5 separate regions of the Homo sapiens genome follow, and regions 1, 2, 4 and 5 are each linked to region 3. Evidence: chromatin contacts called from ENCODE Hi-C or POLR2A ChIA-PET data. All regions are on one chromosome and are shown on one strand. The core of a region is the stretch at or near the end of the contact, and the rest is flanking DNA. Distances in the headings are between cores, read along the strand shown. Region 1 has its middle 13 kb from the start of DDIT4-AS1. Region 2 holds the start of PSAP (prosaposin). Region 3 holds the start of EIF4EBP2 (eukaryotic translation initiation factor 4E binding protein 2). Region 4 holds the start of HK1 (hexokinase 1). Region 5 holds the start of SRGN (serglycin).

Region 1 (3,030 bases), core at 518-3,017, 1.9 Mb before region 3:
TAGAGTTTGTAGGCAGGACAGACCTCATCAATGTCACTGCACAGGTGAGAAAACTGAGATTCAGATAGGTGCAGTGAGTCACATAGTGTCAGCAAGGCTGGAGCCAGGACTCTACATCTAGGCTCATTTCCTGATCCCAGGCAACCCATACTCTTAGTTGTAAACTAAAAGGGACTGTAAATGCTGGAAAGCGGGGGGTCAATGTTGTAGGGTGGGGTGTAGAACAGTTGGAGTGATCTTCTGTTATCGCTAAGAATATGTTGACCCAAGAGACTTTCTCTAGGTCAGCCCTTGTTTTATCTGATCAGGTTCTTCCTCCCCCTGCAGAATTCAGCAGCACCTAGCAGTGCTGACTCAAATGGCAAGTCCGACTGACACTCGAGGGGTTTCCCTTTAGCTGCCACCCTCAATCCCAGAAGTGACAGTGATTCTGTTACCATATCCCCCTCTGGGATCCTCCCCCTGGGAGCTCTGGGGTCCCATAGGAAGGCCACTCTGGGAATTGCTGCCTGTGAAGAGGGGCCCTTCCCCACCCCAGTTGTCCCGTACGTAATCCACAAAGGGCCAGACGCTGACATAGGCACCCAGGAGCCACTGCTGAATTTTTTATACTTAAAAGTAGCCGCACAGAAACACAAAAACTTTCAGACTCTGCTCCGGGAACTGGTGCACGCAAGAGCTTAACTGATTTCGCCGCGGTCTGCGGTGGCTTGTCTGGGGCCAGCGGGATGGGGGAAGGGAAGACCCCCCACTCAGCTCGCTCTCGCCTCCCTCCACAGCGGAGGTGCGACCTCAAGGGAGCGCTGCCGCCGAGGTGACAGATGCAGAGCAGCTGACTGGGGGAAGGGTCCAATCTCCGTCGACCCCCTACTAGGGGAAGCGGGGGACGTGACTTGGAGAACGTGCGACTGAGGAACGGGAGGGGGATGGAGGGAGAGGGGGAACGGGGAGGAGGGCGGGGCTGGCCCTGGCCCCGCCCACCCTCGGGAGGAAGGAGGCTCCTCCCACTGCCCGGGAGGAGGGCAGCCAGGCCACAGAGATGCTGAGCTCAGCATTTGGGGCCCCGGCGGCTGGGTGGGGGCAGGGCGCAGGGTTGGCGCCTTTCTGGTGAGAGCCCTAGAGAGGAGAGAGGGGGAGGGAGGGAGAGGCCGAGGAGGCCCTCACACCCCTGAGGCTGTAACTCTTCTCCAACCGGGTGGGTCGTGCTAACAAAGCGGTCTCTGTTGGGGAGGGGAAGGCTTCCTGGGTGTGCGCAAACCCTAAGGGATGGGGGAAAGAATGTCTGTGACTCACTACCCTAAACCCTGACTTAGCCCCGAGAACTCACGTCAGAGAGGCCAAGCCTTTGTGCCCTCTGACCCCAGGATTGATTTGGTGGAGGGAGCGCAGGGCTGCCCCTGTAGGGCTGCAGTCCCTACTGCCCTGGCTACCCCAGCTAGTGCAGGAAGGAGTTGTATTTAAGGCAACCTTGAAAAGTGCAGGGGGCATCAGCTTGGGAAGGGAAGCAAGGAAAACCTTTCTACCCACTTGGCACAAAGGGCTACCCAGGCCAGGCGGGTGGGTGGCTATTTTTGAGCTGACCTACATACCTATTTGCCTCTTTATCTTTTTATTATCACACATGGTTATTATGGGAACTTTTCTTCAGCACTTAGTGCAGCTGATGCGTTCGATGAGGGCTGCACAATAAGGTGTGTTGCCTCCCTCGCCAGGAAGTTTTTAAGAGTGTCTGGGCCAGGAAAGAAGGTCATCAGTAGGCCTGCAGCAGCTTCCCCAAGCTCTTGCCACATGGAACAGGATCCTGACCCTGACACCCCCATCCAGAGCTGGTCGCCCTGGAGGCAGATGATGACATTCAGATTTGACAACAGGATCACTGGGTTTTGCTGGGGCCTGAAGCCCCTCAGCCTCTGAGCCTTGTTGCTTGCAGAGGCTGACTCCATAGTCCTACAGCCCCACACTATGGCTTTCCTGCATAGATGGAGCAAGGGATGCTCATCTGCATTTGAGTTGTGGGCAGAACTGGTTTGGGATTTACTGCTCTGATTTTTCTTAAGTAGAAGCAAGGAGAGCCTGGAACTTTCTGTTTATTTTACCTCTGTTCAGCCTCACTAGGACCTCCCTCTCCAAACCTTTTAATAGCTCCCCATTGCCTTTAGAGCCAGTCTGGCTGCTTAGTTCAGCCTCGCAAGCCTCGGGGGCAGGCTCTAGATTCATTTCCCACCCACAGCCCAGAAGGGGAAAAACACATATGGTTCTAATTATATCTGAAACGCTCTTAAATTTTCCATAAAGTACAGTATGCATGGCTTTGTGTATACAACTTTGCATAGTAATATGTATGTAGATATGCAAAATATATACAGCCACATAAGGTGGATCATAAAGAGAACATCAACAAAGGATAAGCATATAATTTACAGTATTTTAATCATGCTAAAGACAGACACATAGACCTGGAAGTGAGACTGGCAGAGGTCACAGCAGATTTTTCTCTTCTCTCATCTGGTGCTCCCACTGGGATAGGAAATCTTTGGCCCTGAGAAAAACGGATGCCTGTACTCCTTAACATGCTCTTTTAAAAAAAAAAAAAAAATTAATTTATTTTTTTGAGGCAGGGTCTTGCTCTGTCCCCCAAGCTGGAGTGCAGTAGTGTGATCTCAGCTCACTGCAACCTCTACCTCCTGGGTTCAAGTGATTCTCCTGTCCCAGCCTCCAAAGTAGCTGGGATTACAGGTGTGTGCCACCCACCTGGCTAATTTTTGTATTTTTAGTAGAGATGGGTTTCACCATGTTGGCCAGGCTGGTCTCAAACTCCTGGCCTCAAGTGATCTGTCTGCCTCAGTCTGCCAAAGTGCTGGGATTGCAGGCATGAGCCACCGTGCCCAGCCATAATTTACCTTTTCCAGATTCCCTGTGCCCGGTGAGATGCCATTTCTGTGGGGTCCCAAGTGGCTTCCCTTCCAGCTTGCTCCTACCTTCACACCAATTACTCTTCTTCAATGCACTTCCCACCTTATAGCTACAGCT
Region 2 (3,161 bases), core at 59-2,558, 1.4 Mb before region 3:
CCTGGGTCAGGAAACCTGGCTTCGGGCCAGGTTCTATCTCTACCTGTTGTGTGACCTTGGATAAACGTCTTGCCCTCTCCTAGGCTCAATGTCCCTACAGGTAAATGACCTCTAAGTGCCTGCCCTAAGGGGCTAAGATTCCCCTCCTTTCCCTGCCTTGCGGTTGGCAGGTTCTTATCCTTCTGGAGAGGGTCATCATCATTCTCTGTTCAGGTCCTGGCAGGGGCAGCCACAGGCAGAGGGTCTTTGGGTCTTAATTTCTGAAGGCTTCCATGTCACATAAAACGTTGATTACATAAATTTGTTATGCTTTTCTCTTAAGCTGTCTCGTTACAGGAGTGTTGGTTGTGACTCTTATGATCTCTTATGATGGGTGAGGAATGGTATTACATCTTTAACGGTACCACAATGTGAGGCTTAAAAGTTTTTTGTTTTTTTTTTTTTGGTGATGGGAATCTCTCTCGCTCTGTGGTCCAGGCTGCAGTGCAGTAGTGCGATCTTGACTCACGGCAACCTCCACCTCCCGGGTTTAAGCAATTTTCCTGCCTCTGCCTCCTGAAATAGCTGGAACCACAGGCGAGCGCCACCACGCCTGACTAATTTTTGTATTTTTAGTAGAGACAGGGTTTCACCATATTGGCCAGGCTGGTCTTGAACTCCTGACCTCATGATCCGCCCGCCTCGGCCTCCCAAAGTGTTAGGATTACAGGAGTGAGCCAGCATGCCCAGCCCAGACTTGCCTTTGACCAGGTGCCACCACCTGCCCCCACGTGCCCCTGGCCAGGACTGAGCCCTGTACCCTGTTACACGACTACTTATTCTATGTGAAACCCCAAGCTATTCTATGTGAAACCCGCTACTACAATGGGCTAATTTTTTTGTATTTTTTTTTTTGTAGAGATGGGGTTTCACCACGTTGCCCAGGCTAGTCTTGAACCCTCCGCCCGCCTCGGCCTCCCAAGTGTTGGGATTACAGGCGTCAGCCACCGCGGCCGGCCAACAATGTGGAGATTTAAAAGGTATTTTACATATATAATCTCTGACCTATTCAATTAGTAGGGCTTTTCTTTTATGACCTTTCCCTTCCCTTTCTCCAAGTTCTTCCTCACTCCTCCCCATAGCCCTTCCTTTCGCCCCTCCCATTGCCCCCTCCTATTGGCCTCCCCTTCGCGCAGGCGCCCTCAGAGGCGCTGAGTCAGGGCGCTGTTGAGCTCGGGCAGGCCCGGATGGGGCGGGGTTAGCGCCTGCGCTCTGGACGGCTTTGGGGCAGGGCAGATTTATATCTGCGGGGGATCAGCTGACGCTCCGCATTGCAGACTGCGGAGTCAGACGGCGCTATGTACGCCCTCTTCCTCCTGGCCAGCCTCCTGGGCGCGGGTAAGCCCTGGGACCCTCATCCTGGGGAGGAGGTGCCTCGCAGCGTCCATCTGCCCCAGAATGGGCTGTGCCGGGCCTGGCCCCTCTGCTCCCCCTGCCCTAGTTGGCAAGGGGGCGCGCGCACTGCGCAGGCGCGTTCGCTGGCTTTCTCTGGCTTTCTCTGGGCGGCTGGGGGCTGCGGGGGGCGGGCTGCGAAAATGCCCCCGGGAGGACGGCCCAGGCCCTGGGCAGCATCTCCTTCGGGGCTCGAGTGGGTTCCTGCGCGGCTGGGGCCCCGAGGCCTTCCCTCAGGCTGCGCTTCCCACTGTGGGGGTGGGTGAGTCTTGTAGGGTGACCCCTTGGGCAGCTGTGTTGTGCCTGTGCTGGGCGCACGTGATCGAGGTGGGCTGGAGCCCCGTCCCGCAGGACACTTTGGCCGTTGGCTTCAGTTGCCTGTTTGTAAGGGTAGCGAAGCTGCAGGAAGCACATGTGTATCATCTATATTGACGTTTGCATATGTATTTACTCTGGATTCTAGGTGTTGACAAAACGAGTCAAACTCTGTAAAAATATTTTGAGATTTATTCTGAGGCAAATATGAGTGACCATGGCCCGTGACACAGCCCTCAGGAGGTCCTGAGAACATGTGCCTAAGGTGGTTGGGATACAGCTGGGTTTTACATATTTTCGGGAGGCACGAGACATCAATCAAATACATTTAAGAAATACGTTGGTTTGGTTCAGAAGGGCGAAACAACTCAAAGCGGCGGGGGGCTTCCAGGCCATAGGTAAATTTAAACATTTTCTAGTTGATAATTGGTTGAGTTTATCTGAAAACCTAGAATCAATAGAAAGAAAGTATTCAAGTTAAGATAAAGGATTGTGGAGACCAAGTTTTATTGTGCAGAGGAAGCTCTCAGGTAGCCGACTAAGAGAGCGAGCACGTTGTAAAATATTTCTATGGAAATGAAAGGGTGACTGGCTCTTAGTTGATTATCTCCTGGATCTGGAGAGGAAGGAAGGAAAACATAGGGGAAAGGGGATTCTCTATAGAATGTGGATTTTTCCCACAAGAGACTTTGCAGGGCAATTTCAAGGTATGGCAAGGAAATATATTTTGGGGTTAGATATTTTGATTTTTTTTTCCTTGTCTTATAAAATGTTATGCCAGAGTCAGATTGGAAAGTAAGTCACGATATATGGGGTCAAATAAAACCCATCTGATGAGAGTTTATGGTTTGTAGGGTATGATTCCTACACCCCTTAGATAGGAATTTGGGCAAGCTAAAAAAAATCGGAGCTTAATTCTCATAGGTATTGAAGGCGATATAGGGTTTTCTGGTCCAGTTATTTTGCCATGGGGTCCTCATTTCACTTGCTTTGAAATGTCTTGCATCTGGGTGCGGTGGCTTATGCCTGTAATCCCAGCACATTGGGACACCGAGGTGGGAGGATCGCTTGAGCCTAGGAGTTGGAGACCAGCCTGGGCAACATAGCAAGACCCCACCTGTGAAAAAAAGAAAAAGAGAAAAGAAAGTCTTGCACGCTATTGGCCGTTTTTTTTTTGTTTGTTTGTTTTGTTTGTTTGTTTGTTTTTTGAGACGGAGTTTCGCTGTTGTTGCCCAGGCCGGAGTGGTGCAATGGCGTAGTCTCGGCTAACTGCAACCTCCGCCTTCCGGGTTCAAGCCATTCTCCCGCCTCAGCCTCCCAAAGTTCTGGGATTACAGGCGTGAGACACCGCACCCAGCCCCCACCACAATGTCTGTTTTTTAGTAACTATATGTAGTTTAAGGGCTGGCTGCCAT
Region 3 (3,073 bases), core at 345-2,844:
TACTCCACAGGCCTTGCTATTGTGCAACTGATTTAAGGATGGTCCAGGCCTAACTGCATCGGATTGGTTGTAGTACAGCTCCTGAGCCCTGCCCACAGGAACAAGGCTAGCAATCCTCTAGACCGCAGGAGCTGCGAAGTCCCCACCCTCTAGCAAGAGGCCACCCCAGCACCAAAAGAAGACAAAGTTCTGAAGTTAAAAAGGAGGCCCCGTTCCCTTCAATAAGGCTCCTCAAAATCGCTTTCCAGGCTCCTCCCTCTGGAGGACAGCCCAGTTAGGGCACAGACAACCTTTGAGCTCTCTTCCCGTGACCAAGCTTCACCTCTACCCCAGTATTACTTATTTGTAAACAGTTCCTGGTCATGCTTTGAAAAGCAATGCCAGGGAACCACCCTCTCTCTGGATTGCCTCTCTCTAGCCCCTTCCACAGGATCAAGCAACCACCCCACCCAACTGGGGTGTCCTTGACAAAGGTCCTTCAATCCATTTCCAAAGGCGTCGCTGCCGAAAGACACCCTACCTTAAGGCTGTCAGCACCCTACCACCCCCACCTACTTTCCCTTGGCTATTACTTGAGCTTTATTTTATCACGCTCTCCTCCCGGCCTGGGGACTCCCCTCACCCGTGGGGCCTCGTCCAGCAAAGTAAACAATGCTGTCAAAGCGGGATAACGCTGGGCGAGGCTTCCAGACTCCGCATTCCAGCCTCCTCCCGGTGTTCTAAAAGCAGCAAAAACAAGCCATCGCAGGATGCCAGGGCCGAATTCCTCTCCCAAAGTTCTTTTTTAAAAAGCCCCGGAGCCAGCTCCAAAATCAAGCATTAATTTGCACAATCTACGACAGGCAATGCAGACTGTAATGCAAGGCCAAGTGGAGCCAAATCCGCCCGGGAAGGAGGCAGAGAGGAGAGAGAGAACTGGGTCGAATGCGTAAGCCTGCCACGAAGCGGAAACAAGAGCTCTTTTTCGCGACAGGACAGCCACATTCCCGAGTGGGGCGCGCGCCGACTCGAGCTGCGGGCAAGAGCGAACACGAAGTAAAGGGTCCCGAACGCTCGGGCGGGCCCAAGGGCAGCGTCCCCGGGGCTTCGGTGGAGCTGGGGGCGGGGGCGAAGCGGCCGGGCACCGAGGCGCCGAGGAGTTAGAGGACCGCGGCGGGACACCGGGCGCGGCGGACGGCTGGCCGGCGCTCACCTCCCGGTGTGGTGGAGAAGAGCGTCCCCCCGGGCGTGGTGCAATAGTCATGAGGTAGCTGCGCGGCGTCGCTGATGGCCACGGTGCGGGTGGGGATGGCGCGGCTCTGGCTGGGCTGGTGGCCGCTGCCGGCTGACGAGGACATGGCTGTGGGCGCGGGCTCTCGGCTTTGTCCGGCGGGCAGGCGGCGGCGGCGGGGCCGGGGCTGCTTCGGCTCCTCAGGCGGACGGAAAAGCGCGCTCTGCGCGCTCCTCGCTCGCTTCCTCCCGTTCCCTCGTCCCGCTCCGCTCCCGCCGCCGCCCTCTCAGCCGCCGCCGCCGCCGCCGCTCGATCCTCCGGCCTCAGCCAGCAGCCTCAGGAGCAACAGCAGCGGCAGCAGCGGCGACGACGACGACCGGAAGCGGGCGAAGGCGGGAGCCAGAGGGAGTTGGGGAAGCTGGTCGGCCGGAGGTGACGTCGCCGCGGGGCGGGGCGAGGCAGTGAGGGGCGTGGCTGAAGTTGTTGAAGGGGGCGGGGACGAGGGGCAGGGCTGAGGAAGAGAGTGGCTTAACCCCAGCGAGCGGGAGAAGAGCCAGAGGGAGCGCGAGCTAAGTGTTTGTGAGCCTGGTGAAGGCGGACAAGGAAAACTTTCTTCTTATTGTTTGTCATTGTCGGTTAACACCACTTTACTTGAGCAGACTTGAGTTTCTCATGCATTCCTATGCATTAAAAATGTAATTTTACTTTTAATTGTTCATTATTAATTCAGGCACTACATGCACGATGTACTGTATTTTAAAAATCAAACAGAGCAGAAAGGTTTATGGTGCCACTTTCTCCCAGTTTCCGAACTCCCCTCAACCGCTGTACCAGTTAATTGTGTATCCTTCCAAAGACCATCACTATATACACACATAAAGCAAGATCTAAACATTAGGAAAAGGAAGAAACCAAGAGCCACTCATGGCAACAAGAATGAGTATTATTGTATTAGAGTTAAAATGAGGCACAGGAGAGGGCTTAGACCATGAGGTACCTGAAAAATCTAGATCTGGAACTCTATTCTTTCCTCGAGGGGTTCTCAAACTTTGGGTCTCAGTACCTCTACATTCTTGAAAATTATTGAGGATTTCCAAGAGCTTTTGTTTGTGTGGATTATATGTATTGATAATTATTGTATTAGAAATTAAAACTGAGCCGCTGCTGATCACTAGTGGGATTGTACCTGTGAATAGCCACTGCATTCCGGCCTGGGCAACAGAGTGAGGCCCTGTCTCTAAAAAACAACAACAACAACAACAACAAAAAACAAATTAAAACTGAGAATGTTTTAAATGTTTATTAATTCATAAAATAATAACCTATTACATGTTGACATTATATTTTTTAATTATCTAAAACAAATAGTGAGAACAGTGGCATTATTTTATATTTTTGCAAACGCTTTAATATCTGGCTTAATAGAAAACAGCTGTATTCTCATATCTGTTTCTGTGTTCAAGCTGTTGTAATGTGTTGATTCAACTATATGAAGAAAACCCAGCCTCACACAGGTATGTAGTTAGAAAAGAAGGTTGTCTCAGATCCCCGAGGGGCTCTCCAGATCACACTTTGAGAACCGCTGCACTAGGGCAGCACTACTTCTGCCCACAACATGCCCAAGGTGGGACTGGGAAGACACTCATGGGTAAGGCCAACATAGCTACCATCATTCCCATTTTGCAAATGAGAGAAATAAGGGTAAGAGAGGTTGAGGGGAAAACAGCTATTGCTTCACTGCTCAGAGGGTCAAACAGGTGCTTGGCAAGAACATAGACAAAAGAACTTACAACAGCCCAGGGCAGGCCAGGGCATTACATGGTACTGATTTTGTGGTGAGTGCCCCAAGAATCCAGAAAAAAA
Region 4 (3,051 bases), core at 466-2,965, 1.1 Mb after region 3:
GAAGAACATCAGTGATGCACAACACCACTAGAGAAAACTCATGAAATGCACACACCCGCACGCACAGCTCCCAGGTCAGTGGCCAGAGGGAAGCTCCAGGGTGCTCCATAGGAGCAAGTGTTTCGAGTGCCACGGTTTGACAACCCCAGAGTGCTTAAAGCCATAAAGAGCAATGGCAGATGGCATTCCCAAGCCTATCTCCTACCTACCTCACTCCCGGTCCCCACCCACCATGGGATCCAAGATCACGGCAGGGTCCCCAGCGGCTTTGTCTCTCAGTACCCACTCCCTCCTGGAAGCTGACCTCCAGGAGGACCCTGGTGAAGTTCCTGGGTGGAGGCACTGGGAGACCTGGATCCCCCTGACTGGCTCTGCCTCTAACTCACTGGGTGACCTTGATAAGGTCGCTGCCCTCAGTAGGCCTGTTTCCTATGGTGCCAGATGAGGGAGTCATCTTAGATGCACAGGAAGAGGATGGAACACCCTATGGCTTGCCGGGCAGAAAATCAAGGCCTGTCACTCCTGCCTTTCACCTGTAGAACTCCACCTGTCTGAACGCCAAAGTCAAGATGACTTTGCCAGTCCATCCCAGCTAACCCCAGCAATAACGTCACCACGTTCAGGGTGGGTGGGCCTGGAGCCTGTACCAGACCTGGCACTGATAAAACGGGCGTCTTTCCCTACAGCTTAGGCTGTTTCTTTAAAATATGGTAGCACAGCTGGCAGAAGAGACAAATACACCTTTAAGACCTGCCAGCGGACAGTATTTTACACTAAGATGTCAAAGGCAACAACACCTCAGGACAGGAGGATGCATGCGTCCAAGTGCTAGAACAAGCATGCCACAGGCGTCCACCCAACTCAAATGACCAGTCGCTTATTTGAGCTCCTGTGCTGGCTAGAAATTACAGCTTAAGAGGAATAAAAAATTCCATTCAGACGTGCCGCTCCAGACACGAGGCCTATGAGCAAAGTTTCCGGTGGCCTCGCCGCCCCTCCCCGTTCCGGGAAGCCGGGCGGGTCACCTCGTCCTCAGATTAACGAGCAGCTCAAACAACTGGGAGAGCCCGGCGACAGCTTCTCCGGGGCACCCGACACCCTCCGCCAGGAACCCCAAATATGGGAGGCCTGGCCTCCAGCCAGCACCCCCGCCTGCTGCTCGATCACCTCCCCAGCATCTCCATGATCACACCTCCTCCCACGGCGCTCGGACCCTCCCGAACAGGCCCTGCGGAAGGGCCCACCGGCCACCTCCCCGCACAGCCCGGGGGCCTATCTGACATCCAGGGCCCGTTTCAAGGACACTGCAGCAGGCAGCCCGGTCTCGGGGGTCTTCCGCCCGATTGCCCCCCTCCCAAAAACGCACACACACAGAGACACTGACAATGCCGGTAGAATCGAAGGCGAAGGCTTTCCTTGCGCCCTGCAGTCCAACTCGATGCTGGCCCGGAGAAGGCCGGGCGCCGGAGGATGGAGGCAGCGGAGGCGGCGAGCGGATGCCGGAACGCAAGGCTGCGGCCAGGACCAGCGGCGGCGCGGGCGGGGGCTCACCTTTTTGACCTGGTCATCCTTCAGCTCCGTGAAGTAATAGGCCAGGAGCTGCGCGGCGATCATGCTGGCGGTCGGGGTCGCGGGGCGGCAGGCGTGGGGACGGTCGGTCCTCCGCAGCCCTGGCGAGCCGTGGTCCTCCGGCGGCTGCTCGGCGGCTCCTCCTCCTCCTCCTCCCCCGGCTCCTCCCCCTCGGCCCGGGGCGCGGCGACAGCTCGCGCGCTCCCGGTCTCCGCGCTCCCGTCCCCTGGAGGGTGACAGCCGCCAGCCGACCCACCTCCTCCACGCCCATTGGTTGCGGCGCGCCTCTGCAACGCCCGGCGGTGGCGTCCCGGCCGGGGAGCGGGGACGCGGCGGCCGCTCCCTCCTGCGCCGGAAAGGGGGCGGGCGACGCAGCGAAATCCCCCCCGACCCCGCATCATCCTGCACGTCCCCCACGTAGGGAGCCGATGCGGGCCTTCACGCGTGGCGGCGCCGTGCCCGGGTGGGCCGTGCCAGGCGGGGAGGTGCGAGGCGCAGGCAGGAGGCACCGCCCGGCTCCGCCGGGACGAGAAGCCCCTAGGGCTAGTCTAGGGACTGGCAGCCCCGGGGGCACGAAGGCGGTCCCATTCCTCGGAAATGAGGGCTCGCCCCTAGGAGTCCGGTGGACGCCGAGGTGCCGGAGGGGACTTGCAGAAGTGGGCGTGGAAAGCGGGCGGAAGCGGGAGCCGGGGACGCTACGCAGTCCTCGCACCCGGGTCCCGCGCCTTCCTCACCCAGGCCGAACGCACCGGCCTACCTGGGTCTTCAGCGGCAGTGCATCACCTCTCCCCGGCGTGCCCCGCCTAATCTCCAGCTGGCAGATTTGTATTGCTGAACCCAAAGCGACACCCCAGAGCACCCGCCCCCGAGTCACCAGCTCCGGTGGCTCTCCCTCAGGGCGCACTCCCTCTGGGCGGGACTTGGGCCACAGGTCGTGGCCTGTCCCCATCCTCTGGGCCTCCTCTTGCTCTTGGGCATCCAGGCCCACTGGGACTTGGGGCACGGTTCAGCGCCCCTTCCCAGGTGCCGTGTTTTCTACTTTCCCAGAGGAAGTTACGTAGGATGGGAGGACTCCCTAGAGGTGCTACCAGGACAGCCACTTTAGGATTCTTAGATTAATTATTTCTGTGTTCCGGAAGCCTCCAGGAGCTTTAGTGCCTTACAAAATGACATGTAATGAGCTCAAATATACAAACAAGTTGTTGCTATTCTGGTTAGACAGGTAAGGAAATTGAAGCTCAGTGAGGCCTCAGTCTTGCTGGACTTTATACAGCCAGGAAGTTGTAGATCTAGGATCACAGCTTGGATCTGTGAGTCTTTGAAGCAGGTGCTCACCTCTAGGGTTTGCTGTGGTCCCAGTTGTATAGAGCCCCTCTGCCTAAATAGGTCACTTTCCTGCAACCAAGTCTGCACCATATGGTGCCCTGAGATCCAACCCCCAACCTCTACCCTAGCTCTTGACTTTAGGAGTCCCTAGCCCTT
Region 5 (3,241 bases), core at 738-3,237, 1.3 Mb after region 3:
AGCCTTTTTTCGGAAACACCCTAGTTTGTCAGTTTCTCCCTTGTCTCTTTCTATGGTTTCCTTTTCTAACAAAGAGCTAAACCTACGAGGTCATGACATAAATGCTAGTATTCTATACAATTTCATGATGAATTATTTTCTTTCCTTCTCTTTCTTTCTTTCCTTTCTTTCTCTCTCTCTCTCTTTCTTTCTTTCTGACAGAGTCTTGCACTGTCACCTAGGCTGTAGTACAGTGGTGCAATCTCAGCTCACTGCAACCTCCACCTCCCAGGTTCAAGCAATTCTCCTGCCTCAGCCTCCTGAGTAGCTGGGATGACAGGTGTGTGCCACCATGCCCGGCTAATTTTTTTGTATTTTTGGTAGAGACGGGATTTCACTATGTTGGCCAGGCTGGTCTCAAACTCCTGACCTCATGATCTGCCTACCTTGGCCTCTCAAAGTGCTGGGATTACAGGCGTGAGCCACCATGCCCGGCCTTCTTCATTTCTTTCTAATGAATATTATACAAGGAACGTTTTTGTTTTCATTCTAGTTTTCCTTAATGAATCTTAGTGGGAAATTCATGTTTCTGGGAAATTTTGACAACATAAAGACTTACATATCTCTGGTTGGGGTATGCCCAGCACCATCTGGCCATTCAAGACTGTACTAAAGTATGGGCCTCATTACTCTCGATCTTGTCAGACCACTTGGCTATTCGGGAATTATTTCATCAAGCTGAAGATATTCCCTAAAAGATCCCAGTGAAGCCTGTTCCCTACAATTGACAATGTTTTATATTTTAAAAATACATAAATTAATAACGTTCCAGAAACATTACTTGCTCTTTTTTCAGCATTAGCATAACTAGAAGAAAATGATTTTATAAATTTCCAACATAAAATGAATGTCTCTGCGATCATCTGTAAGATTTCATCTCCACCGGAAGTAAGATCATGACAACCAAAAGTCGCTTTGACGAAACAAATCTAGGACATGTGTGTCATTGTGACTCAACATTTCCCTTACCATTTGGCGGAACCTAGTGTTTTTCTACTATAGGTTCAGCCATCTCTCTATCAAGCCATGACCTCCGTCTTATTTAGACATGATTCCTTATTTGCCAAAGAATAACAAATTGTATTTTTCTTACAAGCCTATCATTTTCATTGTCTTAGTCATTACAGGTTTTAAGTTGTTTCAGTCTGACTAAACAACACTAAATGGTAGATAAACCTAGGAAGATATTTCCGAATATGATGCTTCTCTGAGCAAGAGCACAAATACCAAATTATTTGGCCTTCTCTTTAAAATCTGAGAGGTTTTACATGAACTATGTCTAACCATAATTGAGTTTTCAGTAAGAACCAAGTTTATCTTTAAAAAAAAAAAAAAGAAAAGAAAATACACACAGTCAGATTCACCCCAATTGGAATATAACGTCTCCCAGTGTTAAAATAACAATGACACCGTCACAGCGCACTAAAACTTGGGGCTGATGTAGACACTTAGGGGTAGGCAGACACCCCCCAACAGTCAAAGGTGCCATCTCCTCCATGCAACAGGCACAGGAGTCATTTTCTAGATTCCTTTTTTGAGCTTTTAAAATTTATAAACCTCACATTTTCATCCCAAAATAGCACATTTCAATCATTGTAAGAGTTTACAAGACTGCACACGCCACAGAGTTTAATTTTTCTTGGTACCAAACTTAACAGAACTCATATTAAAGGGTTCAGCGACCCCAAATCCTTCTTCTTTGCCTCCTTTCTCACAATATTATACATTCTATGCCTTAAAATGAATATAATGACTTGCATGGACCACAGGGCTTACAGAGAAGATGGCTGGGGAACAAGACTCCTGAGTCTTACCTTGAACTGAGGATTCCAGAACCAGGATGAGGGCAAGAGCCAGGACAAGCCGACTGCATTTGAGTAGCTTCTGCATCATGACCAACTTAGTCTAGCTCTCCCAGCTGCACGCCAACTTCTTGATTAGGAAATGTAGCAGGGTGCTCTCTGTCCCTTTTAGAAAATGTTCCAAAACCTCAAACCCTGCCCAGAACACACGTCACAATTTCCTGAACAAATAGAAAGACATCCACATCAAAACCCAGAAAGAAAGGGGGTGGGGGGAACACAGTAAAATAACTATTCATACCCATTATGAAACTGTACTGGACTCCCCCCAGGCCTGCTTTTTCAAAAGTTTTGTTGTTTGCCACTTGCCTGCAAGACATTTTTTTTTCCCACCGAAACAGTAGAATCAGCATTTGGGACAGTTTGTTTTTCCTTTCTTCAGGTAACAATCTAAACACTAGATTGCTAATATTAAGAATCTGCTGCATTTTTTATGAGATAAGGGATCTAGGTGCTGCCTTTTCGTCACCAAGCACTTTCAACATAAAACATTCTCTTCATTTTCTTTTTCACCGGGGAGTAACATACCTCACTGAGCCAAGCTCGTGAAGTGAAACTTCAAAGCTGAGCTCTAACCTTCAAGAATGAGTTGTCGGATTTCAGATGAACAGTTTCTTCTTCTTCTTTTTCTTCTTTTTTTTTTTTTTTTTTTTTTTTTTGAGATGGAGTCTCACTCTGTCACCCAGGCTGGAGAGCAGTGGCGCGATCTCAGCTCACTGCAACCTCCATCTCCAGGGTTCAAGCAATTCTCCTGCCTCAGCCTCCTGAGTAGCTGGGATTACAGGCGTACACCACTGCGCTGGACTAATTTTGTATTTTTAGTAGAGACGACGTGTCACCATGTTGGCCAGGCTGGCCTCAAACTCCCAACCTCAGGCCATCCGCCTGCCTCAGCCTCCCAAAGTGCTGGGATTACAGGCGTGAGCCACCGTGCCCAGCAAACAGTTTCTTCTTAAACTCAGTTTCTTGCATTGGATCATTGGCTCTCTCTCTATCTCAAGAACATAGGATTTTCAGTTACAAAGACTGTGGTAAAACAGAAAAACTATTTTGCATTCCCCTCTCCTTCACATTGAGCATTTCTTAAGATGGATTCCATTTCTATTTTTATCTGTTCTCCTAGTCAAAATTTTCAACTCGAGTTTTGGGTCCTCTGGCCTTGAATAAGCCAGAAATCAGGAACGAGGGAGAGGTTGTCCTCACAGTGAGCTGCTGGACCTCAGCAAACAACACAAACCTCTGCCTCATGTAAATAAAGGAACAGCATTTTCCCTGGGCATGGTGCAGATTTCTGGAGGACTAAGGCTCCATATTAAAGTTATACAATAAAGGCCAGGTGC

Evidence for each region. Hi-C counts contacts between places; a loop is a spot of excess contacts on that map. ChIA-PET counts read pairs that join two places held with the same protein, here RNA polymerase II (POLR2A). Pooled maps may share reads with other maps.
Region 1: a loop to region 3 is called in a pooled map, with 7 times the contacts of the local background. The contact joins the enhancer-like site here to the promoter of EIF4EBP2 in region 3. A Hi-C loop is called at or near these places in 1 of 37 single-sample maps with no recorded cell type and 1 of 50 pooled maps. POLR2A ChIA-PET finds 5 or more read pairs at or near these places in 1 of 52 experiments (BJ).
Region 2: a loop to region 3 is called in a map of naive thymus-derived CD4-positive, alpha-beta T cell, with 11 times the contacts of the local background. The contact joins the promoter of PSAP here to the promoter of EIF4EBP2 in region 3. A Hi-C loop is called at or near these places in 1 of 168 maps with a recorded cell type or tissue (naive thymus-derived CD4-positive, alpha-beta T cell) and 5 of 50 pooled maps. POLR2A ChIA-PET finds 5 or more read pairs at or near these places in 1 of 52 experiments (MCF 10A).
Region 4: a map of CD4-positive, alpha-beta T cell shows a loop between it and region 3 (10-fold over the local background). The contact joins the promoter of HK1 here to the promoter of EIF4EBP2 in region 3. A Hi-C loop is called at or near these places in 3 of 168 maps with a recorded cell type or tissue (CD4-positive, alpha-beta T cell, CD8-positive, alpha-beta T cell and naive thymus-derived CD4-positive, alpha-beta T cell) and 8 of 50 pooled maps. POLR2A ChIA-PET finds 5 or more read pairs at or near these places in 1 of 52 experiments (A673).
Region 5: a pooled map shows a loop between it and region 3 (6-fold over the local background). The contact joins the promoter of SRGN here to the promoter of EIF4EBP2 in region 3. A Hi-C loop is called at or near these places in 1 of 50 pooled maps. POLR2A ChIA-PET finds 5 or more read pairs at or near these places in 2 of 52 experiments (T-cell and activated CD4-positive, alpha-beta T cell).

What each region holds. Positions count from the first base shown.
Region 1 is chr10:72,258,893-72,261,922 of GRCh38, reverse strand. No RefSeq gene overlaps it. Among named protein-coding and RNA genes, the nearest start is that of DDIT4-AS1, 13 kb to the left of the region's middle. RefSeq lists enhancers at 451-560, 581-720, 1,015-1,658, 1,771-1,840, 1,871-2,090 and a silencer at 891-1,100. Within about 2 kb of position 1,767, at least 38 of the 41 ENCODE cell types and tissues checked have a DNase peak (open chromatin) inside an H3K27ac peak, as active enhancers do.
Region 2 is chr10:71,849,398-71,852,558 of GRCh38, reverse strand. It overlaps PSAP (prosaposin), which reads left to right and starts at 1,308. Exons shown (of 14, transcript NM_002778.4): 1 at 1,308-1,377. The coding sequence starts at 1,338. RefSeq lists enhancers at 1,097-1,627, 1,628-2,158, 2,550-3,049.
Region 3 is chr10:70,402,666-70,405,738 of GRCh38, reverse strand. It overlaps EIF4EBP2 (eukaryotic translation initiation factor 4E binding protein 2), which reads right to left and starts at 1,594. Exons shown (of 3, transcript NM_004096.5): 1 at 1,193-1,594. The coding sequence starts at 1,337. RefSeq lists silencers at 1,293-1,502, 1,533-1,722.
Region 4 is chr10:69,317,511-69,320,561 of GRCh38, reverse strand. HK1 (hexokinase 1) reads right to left here and starts at 1,715. Exons shown (of 18, transcript NM_000188.3): 1 at 1,552-1,715. The coding sequence starts at 1,614. RefSeq lists enhancers at 1,132-1,181, 2,472-2,701 and a silencer at 1,482-2,161.
Region 5 is chr10:69,086,849-69,090,089 of GRCh38, reverse strand. It overlaps SRGN (serglycin), which reads right to left and starts at 1,987. Exons shown (of 3, transcript NM_002727.4): 1 at 1,854-1,987. The coding sequence starts at 1,932. RefSeq lists an enhancer at 657-1,856.